Regions from separate parts of the Homo sapiens genome. Here region 2 is linked to region 1. A link is an interaction called in ENCODE POLR2A ChIA-PET data of the cell type or tissue named here. Cell type or tissue: A673. All regions are shown on one strand.

Evidence for each region. ChIA-PET counts read pairs that join two places held together with the same protein. Peaks named below come from ENCODE experiments on the same cell type or tissue, not always from the same donor. Only the 100,000 strongest peaks of a DNase experiment are listed, where the experiment ranks them.
Region 2: POLR2A ChIA-PET joins it to region 1 with 17 read pairs; 2 of 35 experiments call an interaction of 5 or more read pairs at or near these places.

Annotation. Positions count from the first base shown.
Region 1 is chr2:72,497,656-72,505,655 of GRCh38, forward strand. It overlaps EXOC6B (exocyst complex component 6B), which reads right to left. Exons shown (of 22, transcript NM_015189.3): 12 at 2,246-2,317; 13 at 799-896. Among named protein-coding and RNA genes, the nearest start is that of EXOC6B, 320 kb to the right of the region's middle. In A673, no CTCF peak of the experiment used is centred here; a DNase peak (open chromatin) is centred at 356; H3K27ac peaks cover 671 bases.
Region 2 is chr2:72,602,210-72,610,209 of GRCh38, forward strand. All of the region lies in intron 6 of EXOC6B (exocyst complex component 6B), which reads right to left. Among named protein-coding and RNA genes, the nearest start is that of EXOC6B, 220 kb to the right of the region's middle. In A673, a CTCF peak has its summit at 3,837 (motif pointing left); a DNase peak (open chromatin) is centred at 3,832; H3K4me3 peaks cover 778 bases; H3K27ac peaks cover 3,180 bases.

The DNA.
Region 1 (8,000 bases):
TGATCAGAGATATGTTCATAAACGAGAAGAGTAAGAGTAAAGGACTAATGTAAGATCTTGAAGCTATAAGAGTTTGAAAAGAGGACAAACTGATCAGGGAAAGGGGTCTTGCAATAGGCAGCATAATCACTTAAAGTAAAGGAGTAAAGGTATAAAAAGAGAAGAAAGTCAAATGAGTTGACCTGGATTATGTGCCAAGAGCACAGTTCGAGAAGACATCTGTGAGTGATAGATGTGACAGAATAACTTTCTTATTATTGTATGCATGTTGCAATAACTACTTAAATAACAGGCTTCAAACACTGGGCTGTAATATGCCCCTTTGCTGTGTGTGGAGAGGGAAGATGATGAGGAACAACATGAGTGAGTCATCCAAACAGATTTTCCGAAAGCCTAAATTATTCCTAAGTGCTCAAATGTTACTCACTATAATTGAGTTGTAGACTAGGCATGAACCTCAAAATGAAAACCAAATAACAGAATAAGATGACACCAAGATGATCTGAATGACATGAACCAAGGAATCTGATATTTATCGAAGGAAACAAAAAGGCAAAATAGGGTTTGGGGACTTCCCACTACAGTAGACACTAATACACTGAGACTGGATATCTTGGGAACTTAATTTTGGACGTTCTAACAGTTTATTTGAATTCTGGATCATAACCTAGAGTAGCTACAAAATATAAGTAACATATACTTGTTGCCTATAACATCTGAAAACCTTTGCGCATAAATACATGTGTGTACACTAATGTACATGAACACACACACATATGACTATAGATAATTTCTCACCTGAAAATACCTGCCCACTTCTTTAGCAGAGTTTCACTATATTGGTCTCTGATTTCTAACAGCATGTCAAAAAGCTGATTTACAGGGAAACCATACACCTGAAACAAAATAAGAAAATCACTTCAGTGTCTAAGGAAGGAGTTTTTTTTTCGGTTTTTTTTTTTTTTGGCAAAATGAGAGGGATAAGATACTGAAAAACATTACATTCTTTGAACAGCAAATTAAATAAAACCATTTAGTAGAATCTTTCATTCACACCTAATATCTAGCATTTATCTCTCAAAAATTAAATAATACCTAGCAAAATGTTTAAGCCAGTGAGAAAAAGATGAAAATTAAAATCTATATATAAAGGGTATACTATGGGATAAGTCCTCCCTACATCCCTTCCTATAAGTCCTACTACCTATAGTAAGCGTTCACAGAAGGGAGAGAAAGTAAAAATGCTTCGAATCTCATCCACTTCTAATGCTATTCTATTAGATATAATATGTGGTTCAAATCAACCACCATTATTCAAGATGGTAGTTAAAGAAACTGCAAACTAACTCAGCTGCCATATATGAATTAAGAACATTTTGAAAAACTAATGTAGTCAGTAGTTCAATTAATTGATTTGATGTGAGAGAAAAAAAGGAGGTGGAAACTACATATGAAAACATAATGGCTCAGGGTAAAGTTCAGGAAATGCTATAAAAGAGATAAAAAGACCTAGTTCCTAGGAAAATAATAAACCCAACTTAAAACTAACAGGTAACTTATCCAAGCTTATGTAGATTTTTTTTTTTTTTTTTTAAGACAGAGTTTCACCCTGTCGCCCAGGCTGGAGGGCAATGGCACTATCTCAGCTCACTGCAACCTCCACCTCCCAGGTTCAAGAAATTCTCCTGCCTCAGCCTCCCAAGTAGCTGGGATTACAGGCACTTACCACCACATCCGGCTAATTTTTGCATTTTTACTAAAGACAGGGTTTCACCATGTTGGCCAGGCTGGTCTCAAACTCCTGACCTCAAGTGATCCGCCTGCCTCAGCCTCCCAAAGTGCTGAAATAACAGGCGTGAGGTACTGCACCCAGTCAGATTTTTTTTTTTTTTTTTGAGATGGGTCTCTATCACCCATGCAGGAGTGCAGTGGCGAGATCATAGCTTGCCACAGGCTTGGACTCCTATGTTCAGGCAATCCTCTCACCTCTGCCCCCAGAGTGCCTGGGACTACAGGAATGTGGTACTGCTACTGGTGATTTTTTATGTTTTTATTTTTTGTATAGATGGAGTCTCACTATATTTCTGAGGCTAGTCTTGGACTCTTGGACTCAAGCAATTCTCCTACCTCAGGCTTCCAAAGAACTATGATTACAGGCAAAAGCCACCAGACCCAGTCAAGAAAAAGGTTTAGAGCTGATTATAATACCAATCTAGATGAGCATATGTAAACAGAAATCACATACCTGAAGTGTGTCAGCAAAAAGCACAATGAGGTTCTTCAAATCTAACACAAGGTTTGGATCAGAACAGTAAGACTAAAGTAAATAAAAGACAAAGGAGGAAAAACATGTTATTAGTAAAAATGCAATTAAATTTTTATTTATTTAATTGTTTAGCGCTTTATCTGGCAAATTCTTTACCTGGTAAATTCTTTCCCTAGAAATAATTCAACACTTCCCTGGTACAAGGTAACACCAGGTTCAGCCAGGGAACAGCTGAGTACAGCAAGTTCAATAACCATGATCTATATTTTTAACACTTGGGAATTTAAAAATGCACTTCTAAATAACTCTTTGGTTAAAGAAGAAAACAAAATTGACACTTTTAAAAATGAACAACTATAAAATACTTCATATCAAAAACTATGGTATGTGGCTAAAACCATTTTCAAAATAAATTTGTATTTCTTTATGTAAACATCACAAAACACAAAAGATTGAAAATAAACAAACTAAGCACTGAACTGATGAAACTATGGGGGAAAGCCAATGAACCATAAGTAAATGAGAGAATAAAATTAATTAAATTAAAAACAGAACCTAATGAAATTAAAAAAGATATGGAAGATTTGATTAAATAAACCAAAGACCAAGTTAAAAATAAAATCAATTAAATAAACAAATCTTAGACAAAATTGATTAAACAATAAAGAGAAAATAAAAAACATGAGAAATACAAAAGAGAAAATAAGTACAGAGGAAAATAAAAATTACAAATAATGTCCATGTATAACCTCATATCAACAAATCAGAAAAGTTAACTGACATGGAAAATAATTTCTGTGGGCAGGATACAAAGATGTGTATGTCATTATTGTAAAAATTCATTGATTTTGAGATTCAAATTCTTTAATTATAATTTTTGTTACTTGCTCTCTCATTGGTCTCTCAAGTCCTGAAAGAGGTGTTTTGAATTCTCCCACAATTATGCAGCTTGTCCGTTTCTCTTCATATTACTAACAGTTTTTGTTTTATACATATTGATGCTTCCTTATAAAAGGGCTATTACCTTTTCATTAGATTAAAACTAGTATCGATACCAAATATCCATCTCCTATCCCATTTTAAGATCTTCAACTTCATTTCTATTTTCCTTGTAGAATACCACCACTTCCGCTTCCCCTTCTTTATTTTCAATCTTTTCAGCTAATCTTAATATATGAATATCTCCTATAAACATAGTATAAAACTTTTTAATGCTTTGTCATTTCCTAGTGATATGGTTTGGATATTTGTCCCCTCCAAATCTTACATTAAAATGTGATCTCCAGTGTCAAAGGTAGCACCTAGTGGGAGGTGTTTGGATCTCTCATGAGTAGCCCAGTGCCCTCCCCTGAGGTAATGAGTTCATATGGGAGCTAGTTGTTTAAAGAGCCTGGCAAACCCACCCCTTGCCCTTGCTCCCTCTCTCACAATGTGACACACTAACTCCCCTTTGCCTTTTACCATGACTGTAAGCTTCCTGAGGTCCTCACCAGAAGCAGATGCTGGCACTATACTTCATGTACAGCCTGCAGAACCTTGGGCAAAATAAACCTCTTTTCTTTACAAATTACCCAGTCTCAAGTATTACTTTATAGCAACACAAATGGATTGATAAACCTGGGATTACTGACATTTACGAACCTAGTAGTCAAGCCACTTTTCGATATGCTTTTTAAAATTTCCACTAGTGTTTTTATTGGGTCAGCTCTTTTTAATTATCTTTTCATGGTTAATAAATTATATCCTTTTTGCCCATTATTTACTTGAAGTAAAATTTTGAGTCTTCATTAAAAAAACAACAACAACCAAAAAAAAAACCAAAACAAAACAGAAAAAAAACACTTTTTTTTTTTTTTCCCACAGGGTTTCACTCTGTCACCCAGCCTGGAGTGCAGTGGCAGGATCATAGCTCACTGCAGCCTTGACCCCCTGGGTTCAAGCAATCTTCCCACCTCAGTACCCCCAAGTAGCTGGGGCTATAGGCACAAGCCACCACACCTGGTTAATGTTTTTTTATTTTTTGTAGAGATGGGGTTTCATTATGTTGCCCATGCTGGTCTCAAACTACTGGGCTCAAGCAATCTGCCTGCCTTGGCCTCCCAAAGTACTGAAATTACAGGCATCAGCCACCACACTTGGCCTAAAAAAACTCTTAAACATGATGTCTCTCCTTTTGTAGGAATTAATAGCATTAATTACAAATAATAATACGTCATTTAGATTTATCTATGAATTGTACTAATTTTTGGCATACATTTTATTTAATCCTATCTCATCTGATATTTTGGATTTTGTTTTTATTTTTTGAAGAATAAGAAGTTCTAGAAGATAGGATGGGTAAAGAGGCTGGGCGTGGTGGCTCACGCCTGTAATCCTGGCTCTTTGGGAGACCAAGGCCAGCAGATCACCTGAGGTCAGAAACTCTGGGCCAGCCTGGCCATTACGACAAAACCTTATCCCCACTAAAAATACAAAACTTAGCTGAGCATGGTGGCGCATGCCTATGGTCCCAGCTACTCATGAGGCTGAGGCACGAGAATTGCTTGAACCCGGGAGGCAGAGGTTGCAGTGAGCAGAGATTGCACCACTGCACCCCACCCCGGGCAACAAAGTGAGACTATATATCAAAAATATAAATAAAAATAAATACAGGATGGGTAAAGAGTAAACTTTGAATCCTCACATATTTAAAAATGCCTTTATTTTGCCCTCTAACTAAAATACAAAATTTCCAATATAAAAAATTGTCTCCCGCCATTTACCCTGTTTGACACTCAATGTATCCTTCCAACTTTAAGAATCTGCTCTTTTTTCACTACACTGGAATTTCCCCTTCTTTTATTTTATTACTACAGTCCCTTCTTTCGTCACTGTCTTTCCTTTCTAAATCTCTATTAGATACAACCAAAAGTCTACACCAACTATTCTTGTTTCTTAACTTTCCTTTCCTATTTTCTGTCTCTGTGTCTTTGCTCTCTGTATTTTGGGGTCAGCATTTGACTTTATCTTCTTGATCAGCATCATATACAGTCTCATCTATTTAATCTCTGAATTAAATATCTCAATTCTTATCATCATAAACTTCTAAGAAGCCAATTTTTACTTTGGATTCATACCATCCTTTGGCTTGCTTCCATCATTTTTCCCCTGTTATAATAACTTGGATATCTTAAGGAATCTCTCACTTGTTCTTGGCTTTGGTACTAGTTTGAAATATTATATAACAATTGTACTGTGGTACAATTAATAACTGATGAGCCAATATCAACACAAAATTATTAAACAAAACCCATAGTTTACATTAGGGTTTACTCTGTGTTATATATTCTATGGGACTTAACATACATAAATTGATATGTTCCACCATCATATTATCATTGAGAACTATTTTGCTGTCCCCCAAATACCCTGTGCTCTGCCTATTCATCCCATACCTCCATCTCCCAACCCCCAGGCAACAGGGATAGTTTTCTTGTCTCCATAGTTTTGCCATTTCCAGAATGGCATATAGTTGGGATCATATAGTATGTAGCCTTTTCAGATTGGCTTCTTTCATTTAGCAATATGCATTTAAGGTTCCTCTGTGTCTTTTCATGGATTGATAGCTCATTTCTTTATATCACTGAATAATATTCCATTATATGAATGTACCACAGTTTGTTTCTCCATTCACCCACTGACAAACATGGTTGCTTCCATGTTCTGGCAATTATAAACAAGCTGCTATACACATCTGTGTGAAGGTTTTAGTGTGGAAGTAAGTTTTCAACTCATTTGGAAAAATTCCTAGGCATACACCTGCTAGATTATATAGTAAGACTATGTTTCATTTTATAAAAAACTGTCAAACTGTCCTCAAAGCTGGCTGTACCATTTTCCATTCCCACTAGCAATGAATGAGAATTCCTGATGCTGCACATTCTCTCCAGCATTTGGTGTGGTTCGTGTTCTGGATTTCCTTGATGACATAGGATGATGAGCATCTTTCTTTTTTTTCTTTTTTTGAGACAGGGTCTCACTCTGTCTCCCAGGCTGGACTGCAGGGATACGATCGTGGCTCACTACTGCCTCAGGTTCCCGGGATCAAGAGATCCTCCCACTTCACGCTCTAGAGTAGCTGGGACCACAGGCACATGCAACCATGTCTGGTTAATTTTTTAATTTTTTTTGTAGATGGTGTCTCACTAAGTTGCCCAGGGTGGTTTCAAACTCCTGGAATCAAGTGATCTTCCTGCTTTGGCCTCCCAACGTGCTGGCATTACAGGCATGAGCCACCATGGCTGGCCTTGTTTTCTTGTTTAATTTTAAGACGTCATTGTATATTTAGAACAGCAGTCCTTTATCAGATATGTGATTTGCAAAGATTTCTCTCAGTCTGTAGCTAGTCTTTTCATTCTCCTATTGTCCTTAATTTGTATCCACCTAAATACTGAGACTTAATCAATATTTTTTCTCTCAACATTATATAAGTGGAAATAAGCCATATGTATAATTTTCTTTCTCGCTTCTTTCATTTAACATTGTACTTGTGAAATTCATGAATGCTATTGTATATAGCTATACTTTGGTTATTTTCATGCTCTCTAGTATCCAATGTTTGAGTTTAACCCAGATTATCTATTTTACTACTGATGGACATTTAAGTCATTTCTCATTTTAAAATCCAACAATGCTGGAAAGATATTCTTGCATGTTTATTATGGTGTATTATGGCAAATTACTGAAGAGAATATAGTTAGAGAAAAGTTGATCCATGGGGATCTTTAAATTTATAAGATATTACACTTTTTCAAAGTGTCTTATCAATTTAAACTTATTCCCTTCGTAGTGTATCAGAGTTTCTATTGCTCCATATCTTTATCAACATTAGTACTGTTAATTCTTGAATAATGTTACCTCATTTGGTTCTAATTTGCATTTTACCAATATACTAAGAAGACTGAACACCTTTCACATGTTTTCCCAGCCAGGTGGATTCCTTCTTTGGTAAACTGTTTGTCTTTTGCTCATTTTTTCTCTTTTGAGATGTCTATCTTTAATGTAATGATTTGGTAGGAATTCTTCATATATTCCAAATTAGTTCGTGCTGTTATATACAAATACCATTTTTCACTAAGTGGCATATTTTCCTACTCTTTTGTGAGGTTTTTTTCTTATAATTTTATTGTAGTTTGATGTTTTGTGTCTGAATCTTTTCCTTTATGGATAGTGCTTTTAGTTTTCAGTTAAGAACTCCTTCCATATCCTGAATCATAAAGATATTTCTCATATTATCTTCTAAAAGATTTATGGTTTTGGCTTTCACATTTTCATATTTTATCCACCTGAAATTCAATCTTTGGTGTATATTTTCCTCCATCATGACAGTCAGCTGTCCCATTGCTATTCATTCAAGTCTGTCTTCTATCCAATGACCTCCTATGCCACCGACCTCCTATGCCACCTAATATATATCCCAAGGATCCATATATGTGTGAGACTGTTTGAAGGTCCATTATCTATCCAATGACCATATCAGAGGATCTTAATATGATTTTTCAATTGTCTTGATATCCAAATACATTATTCTCAGTCTTAAGGAATCTCTCACTTGCTCTTGGCTTTTGTACTAGTTTGAAATATTATAATTAGGTTGTAAGGTACCCATCTTCCCTATAATAAAACTATTGAAATTTTGATTGACACTAAATTAAATCTATAGGTCAATTTTGAAAGTGCTGATATCACTGTAATA
Region 2 (8,000 bases), 100 kb after region 1:
GATCATAAGAATTTATAAGTAGCCATGAATGTCTTGGTCAGCTTAAGTGCATGATTATAGTAGATAAAATCAGGATAATTATATTACTGTTTCCATGAATGAATATAATTCTCAGTAGCCATAATGTTTTTCTTGTTATGGATTTTATGCTTAAGTCTCTTCCTTCTTCATTAAAACCAACATACTCCACGTGAGAAAGAGACAGAATAATGAACATAGTGATTAATGGTTAAGACATAATATTCTCTCACCAATAGAATAGACCAACCAAGTTGACAGCTCCATATTCACATGCCTATCAATTAATTAAAATCTTTCAAATATCTGACTGTTACTTTAGAATCCATCTGCTATAATAGATGGCTTATATAGAACAGCAATCTGATATAAATTTTAATTCCTACTAACAATTTGTGAGTTCATGTCAAAATATGCTTTTGATTATAAATACTACATACATACAATTCCTGTTGTATATATTAATAGCATCATTCTGTCACACAGGTTATTGACTTCTGCTAACATATCCAAGACACATAAAGAAAGATGAGCCCCAAATTCAAAACGAGCAGTCTGTTGAGATCGAACATCAGCCTTAGATCAAAATTAAGCATTCCTCCTCCCCACTCAGTATACTTGGATCTGAATGAAATTAATCACAGCCATCAATGTCTAAAAATGACAGCTTCTAGGAGATGGTGACACACAAATTTTGTTGGAACAAGGGCCTGGCTTTAACCTGAGTCATCAGCCCCTCTCTCCCCCATAAAAAATAAGAGGAGGATGAGAAGCAACACTAGGTAGAAGAGGAGTGGGTGGGAGGGAAAGAAAATAGTCAGGGTTAACTTGTGTACGGACAGATGGTTTTTTTTTTTTTTTGGTTGTTTTTTTTTTTAAGAGCACTTTCTTTACCACCAGGGAATATCAATGGCCTTTTAAGCAGTTTCACATTTAAATGTGTGTTCTGACAGTCATGTCAGAGCCTGGGTAAAAGCCTTTTCATGGAAATCATTAAAACGAAAAGATCCAGACAAGAGGCCTGCTTTTTTCCAGGGAGACAAGGTGGAATAGAATAATGTCACTTTTAAAAGATGGAAGTACCGTAAACACTGAAGGGATAGATGAAACACCTTCTTTACCCTCCCTTCCCCTCCCCTGGCCCCCCAGCACCTGAGAATTTTTACCTGCTGCTGTCTAGAATACTCTATTATAAATAGTCAAGGATCCTTGGGGATAAGATTAGGAGTGAGGAGAAAAAGAAGAAAAAGCCTACAACTGCACATCAGCTTGTGATTCAAAGCAGGAGGGAACAGAGCAATCCCAGAAGTATTCCAACAGAGCTGACCCTCCTGGTTCCTATGCTCCCCGTGTGTAACTCATGAAGTCTCAAAGCTCTTAACTTTAAATTGCTGAATCATTCCAGCAAGTGGTGTGTACCTATCTGCTGGTAAGAAATAACAGCATTCATTCCTTGCTTCAGCCATCATTTCCTTGCTTCCCACTGGTAAGTGCTTTGCGGCCCACTGTCAATACTGAAGCAATGCTGACTACTTCTCCCTAGGAAAACTGGAGGTTGAGCCAGTCAGCCATGAAGGGCACTTTATATCTTGGCTCAAACACTAGGCCCTCTGCAAAAGATGTTTTTTGTTCCTGAAAGACCACAGAGATACTGGTATTTCCCTTACCCAAGTTAACAACTTTTCAAGGACTTCCCCCACCCACTACACTTTTCCCTTATGGCTCTTTTATTCCCCCTTAATATCAGAACTGGAATCCTGATATGCTAGAATGTTTTTTCATTTATATGTTCCATAAAGATCATTTCTAAATGATTATTAACTGTGCCAGAAAAAAAAAATCATCTTAGATTTATTAGTCCCTGGTCATTTGACACTGACGGAAGTTTCTGTCACACTGATCTTCTAGATTCCCTTAACAATTTAGTGACTCTAACAAACTTAGGAAGAAGTATAATACAAAACCCAAAGTCGGTGTTACTGAAATAAATCTCATACATGCCTAGAGACTTCCCCCTGAGAGCTAGCATTATTCACAATCTTAAACCCACTTAAATAAAAAAACCCTGTGAGTAAACTCTGGTTTCAGATTCGTCAAAGATAACTTTGAAATTTTTACTTTACCCTTAAAATGAGAAAATTCCTACCATCCTTTTGATTCTTAAAAAGAAAACAAAAAAGAATTCAATAATAACGTTTGTGAGTGTTCTTTATGCACCAGGCACTATAGTAAGCAGAAAATCTGGATTATTTTATTTAAATTCAAAAACTCTACAACATAGATACTTTCATTATTTCCACTTTATAGAAGAGGAAACTAAAGTTTAAAGAAGTGCTTTAAGTGATTACAAGTTATAAATCCCAGAGAGTGATAGAAACAAGATTTGAAGGCAAACCAATGAGACTGGGTGTACCCCATGTGCATAACTCATGTACATAACTGTACTTCTATTACTGATCACATCCAAACCAGCTTATATTAAAATAATTTATTTCTGAGTCTGGTCCATACTATGATAGAGTTAGAGAAATTATTACAACATTCTTGGGGGAGAGAAAAACACTTCCTAGTTAATAAAGTCTTCTGTGAAGACCAGCTTTTACACAAATTATTTCTTCCCCATTACTGACAATTAAACAACATTTAAAGTAGTAATAGCCTATTATGTAATAATTCAATGGTACATGTGTGTAAAAATAAAAGCATCTCCTATCACTTAGGAATCCCATAAAATCTGAAAGCAAAACACAGCCTATAAAGATTACAATTAAGAATCTCCAACTTGGCCAGGCACAGTGGCTCACGCCTGTAATCCCAGCACTTTGGGAGGGTGGATTATGAGGTCGGGAGTTCAAGATCAGCCTGGCCAAGATGGTGAAACCCTGTCTCTACTAAAAATACAAAAATTAGCAGGGTGTGATGGCGGGTGCTTGTAATCCCAGCTACTCGGGAGGGCTGAGGCAGAAGAATTGCTTGAACCTGGGAGGTAGAGGTTGCAGTGAGCCGAGATGGCACCACTGCACTCCAGCCTAGGCGACAGAGCAAGACTCTGTCTCCCAAAAAAAAAAAAGGAAAAAAAAAAGAAAAAGAATCTCCAACTTACAGAGTGGAATACTAAAGTCCCAGGATGAGAACGTATGTCACTTAAACAGTTTACCATGGGGAGGGCTTCACAACCCCAAGTCCCAGCTAATAATCTCTTCCCAGTCTCATCTTGATTATATAATTGTCCTCTCAGCCCAGAGGAAAAGCATTTTATAAGTTTATACTAGTTATCACTATATCATATTAACTTGTCTCAAACATAAAAGTAACCAAATTATTATCTTTGCATTTTAAGTTCACAAAATCATTGTAATAAGAAGAAACCTTTATTCTTTTTCTGTTTGTTTGGTAGGAAGAATCACCCCAGTGGCATTCCAGGAAAAATAACACTAGCACATGTATATACTAAGGACTGCGTCATTAACTAATCCATTCCAGGCAAACAACTTTCAGGAAGGTTTATTTATTTCTTCTTGAAATCCCTATAAGCCTATTTTCTCCATTTAATCCTCAGAAAATATGAAAAGACACGTAAAGAAAATGTAACTAAAACAAACCTTCTTTGTAACTGAATTAATTGTATAGTCTCATAACCACCTTTACCTCAATCTAGTATCATAAAGATAACACTCTCGATATGTGTGACATATCATATAATATGTGAATAACTCAGTACCTATTTACTTTATATGACTTTAGATAAAATGACTAAATGACTTTAGATAAAAACCAAAAATACAAAGCTATATTTACTATACATGTAATGCCCTCTACAGGCCATCAGTGGAATGAATCAGAGAGACAGAACTAAATACAGATTTCTCAGAGACTTAGTTATTATGCACTAACATAATTTATTTTCTACATAGGCCAATAGGAATTAGTCTCATTTCTAATCTACATAAATTTCAAACAAAATTTTCCACATTCTTTCAATTCTTTAAATGAAGTCTTTCAAGGGCCCAAATCGTCATTTACCCAGCTTATTTATATTCAATGTACTGTTAAGATAAACGGATTTTTATATACCACCACTGCATATATATATATACATATGCCATAAGTTAACAAGTACACACACACATACAATATTAAACAGGCCTATGAAGTAAACAGTAAACATTAAAAATTATACTCTTCATTTATATTAGTACAAACTTCCATCCATCTCTACTTGAAAAAAATCCAGATATTAGTGATGGTTCTATACAAAATTTAGTCTAAGGCAGAAGAATCACTTGAGGACAGGAGTTGGAGACCAGCCTAAGCAAAACAGTAAGACCCTTTCTCTACAAATAAATAAAGTTTAGAAGATAATCACTTTCCAGAAATATAAATGCAGTATATTCACTTTCTTTCTTTCTTTTTTTTTTTTAGACAGGGTCTTGTTTTGTCTCCCAGACTGGAGTGCAGTGGCCCACTCTCGGTTCACTGCAACCTCCACCTCCCAGGTTCAAGAGGTTTTCCTGCTTCAGCCTCTCGAGTAGCCCACCATGCTCTGCTAATTTTTGTATTTTTAGTAGGGACAGGGTTTCACCGTGTTGACCAGGCTGGTCTTGAACTCCCGACCTCAAGTGATCTACCCACCTCGGCCTCCCAAAGTGCTGGGATTACAGGCATGAGCCACCATGCCCAGCCAACTTTCTTTGAACCTAATGTTATCAAGATTTGATCTACCAAACTTTCCAAAAATCACCCTCATGACTAATGCAATACAACATGACAAAACAAATTTATTTCAGGGGAATCATTTTCTCCTTATTAAACTCATGATATTTTAAACATATTGCCATTCTCAGAACAGTATTAATTAAGATTATGGAATAGGATGGGTGGAGAACACAGAAGAAAAGAAAAGGAAAACAAAGACAATTTTTTTAAGCTCCCCAAATAAGGTTAGATTTGAACTAACTCCAATTCTAAATCTCAAGCTATTTCTCCAGATTATTAACAAAGTCTTTCTCTCATCACTTACAAGAGAATAAGTTCCTGACATAAAGGATTAGCTCAGCCTGATTTCTTCTCTCTATCTCGTGCACTCTCTTCTGCCTTCCACCCTTCTGCCCATGGAATGACCCAGATGCCAGCGCCATGCTTTTGGATGTCCCAGACTCTAGAACTGTGAGCCAAATAAACCTCTTTTCTTTATACATTATACAGTCTGTGGTATTCTGCTAAATCAGTAGAAAATGGACTAAAATACCTACTCAATTTTTTTAAATCATCTAAGTTTTGGAAAATCTCTCTCTCAAAAAATAAATTTTTTACAAATGCTGTATAATACTTAGTCCAAGTCTTTAGGTGAATATTTTATATCTTAGAGTCCAGGGCATAGTCCAGAGTAGAGTCAGTCATTCACTGATCTATACACAGAAAAAAATCAGCCTTCCTTTTTAATGGGGTTTACATGGTAATTGAACAATTAATAATATTATAATTCTTGTAAGTTAAGCAAACTTTACAAACAAAGAAATTTTCTAATATTCTGTAAAACATATTGGGTCAGTTAAACAGATATGACTTCAGTAGGGTTTTCAAGTGGGTGGTCAGAGGCGTAGTACTGAAATTTTCATAATCATTTAAGTGACAAAATGAAAGGAGTAAGTATGAAACTGATGCTCAATGGAAAGGAAAAGAATTCCAATTCACAGTAAACAAATGACATTAAAGAAATTATCAGAAAGGACAAAAAACAAATGGGATATTATTTGAAGGTAGGATTGTTTTACATAAATTCAGCAAATATGAAAGAAGGCAATAATCAAAATAACAAGTTTAAAGGAACTAAATGATGCTATTTAGACCTGAATAGACACTGCTAATAAATAAAAACAGAACACAACATACAAGATTCTAACAATTCCTTCCCTGAACTCTTGAAATTTATGCATATGAGAATGGAGCATTAATATTTGGTACACAAAAGCCCAAAGCTTTAAGGAATTTGGAAAAGCCGTAAGAAGTTCATATAGTACTCTACTATCACAAAGGAATACAGTAAACAGAGGCAAGTTTCAAAAGCAGAAAATAAGGAACAAACAATAAAAGTTCAGCAAGATTTCCAGATACTAAAAACAGTTAATTTCTAGAATAGCCTTTTTCTAAGTGGTGAAAAGTCCTTTATCTCACAGACCATTAAGAGTAGTTTATAAGCTAAAGACCATTTATTTCTCAGTTTTAATGATCATCAGTAGCCTAATTCTTCCTGCTAAAACTCAACTTCACATCTCCTCCCCAAAATAGTCAAATATGCACACAATCATTATTAAACCAAAGATTCTTTACAATTTCTTTTATTGTTTACACACAGTCAGCAGCTATAAAATTTAGGGCTACTTTCCATTCATGTTAGTGTTTCAGCAACTCACGTCAAAGCTGAAAGAAATTTCTTAAAACTAAATGTTAAAAAAAGGAGTTTCAACACCAGTTATGCTGTAGATGGCTACAAAACTATTTCCTCAATAAAAATAATACCAAAAAGTGAAAAAAAATTATTTAAAAAAGCAGAAGAGATGTGGATGGGGAAAAATAAAGAACAAAGTATCACAAAGAGATGAGCCCTCCCTATGTTAGCAGAGACTGGCAACCATTTTTATCACTAGGGACAGATATCAAATCTAGGTCACAAGCAGAAAAAGAAATAAATCTACCATGGATGAGGAACATTATTGTAACCAAGAGACAACAAATTTTTAATACTGACACTTAGGCTAGTGTAGGGGACTGGAATCTAGATGAGTCCCAAACACAAAGCCACTTATTCTCACCTTCCAATTACCACCTCACTTCCCAACTCTACCCACAGGTTTATAATTGAGTAAGCACTATGTAGGAAGATCGAGATGGTACCAGAAAATACAGGGAGATATAGTGTTCAGATCACAATACCCTGTTGGAAGAGCAAACAATCAAAAATTATGAGACATGGGAAAAAGCAGAAGAATGTGACTCATAATCAGGAGAACAAACAGCAATAGAGTCAGACCCATAAGTAACCTAGATATTCAAATTAGCTGACAAAAACTTAAATAACTACTGTAAATGTGTAAAGAATGTAGAGAAAAGACTGGATCAAACAAGAGGGAAAAGGTAGACCATTTCAGCAGAGAAATAAAAACTCAAAAATGAACCAAATAGAAACTCTAGTACTGAAAAACGTAATATCTGAAATAAGGAACTTACTGGATGTTCTGCCAAATCCCCCTCTGCGAGAAACACCCAAGAATGATCAATAAAAAATAAAAATAATTAAAAAAAAAAAAGTAGACTAAACAAACCAGAAGAAAGCATTAGTAAGTCCAAACTATTGAAGTGCAGAAAAAAGGATCAGGAGCCCCTTCATTAATATCTAGGAGTATGATAAAAGTATAATTGGATTCCCAGAAGGAAAAGAACAAAAGATAAAGTAGAAAAAAATATTTGAGGAGATACTGGCCAAAAGTTTTCCAAAACTGATAAAAGATTTCAAACTAGAGGTCCAAGAAGATCAATAAACAACAAGAAATATAAAAACTAATGCACATGCACACACACATAGAAAAAGCCTCATACTTAGTCAACTCTGTGCAAGTAATAAAGGGAAAACATTAAGAACAGCAAGAAAAATTAGACACATTATATTTAGGGAAAAAACAATTTGAATACAACTAACATCAGAAACAATGAAATCAGTAGACAATAAAATGACATGTTTAAAGTGCTGAAGAAAAAAATTAACAGAATCTTGATCTGGTGAAGATAGCCTTTGAAAATAAAGATGGAATAAACACATCCTTAGGTGAACGAACACAGAGAAACTGTTGCTGGCAGAGGTCTATAATACTATGGGTACTATATTAAATATTAAAGTAAGTGCTTCAAGTGGGTATGGCTATCTTAATATTAAGCAAATCAATCTCAGAACAAAGCATATTATCAGAAATATAAACAGTCAAACC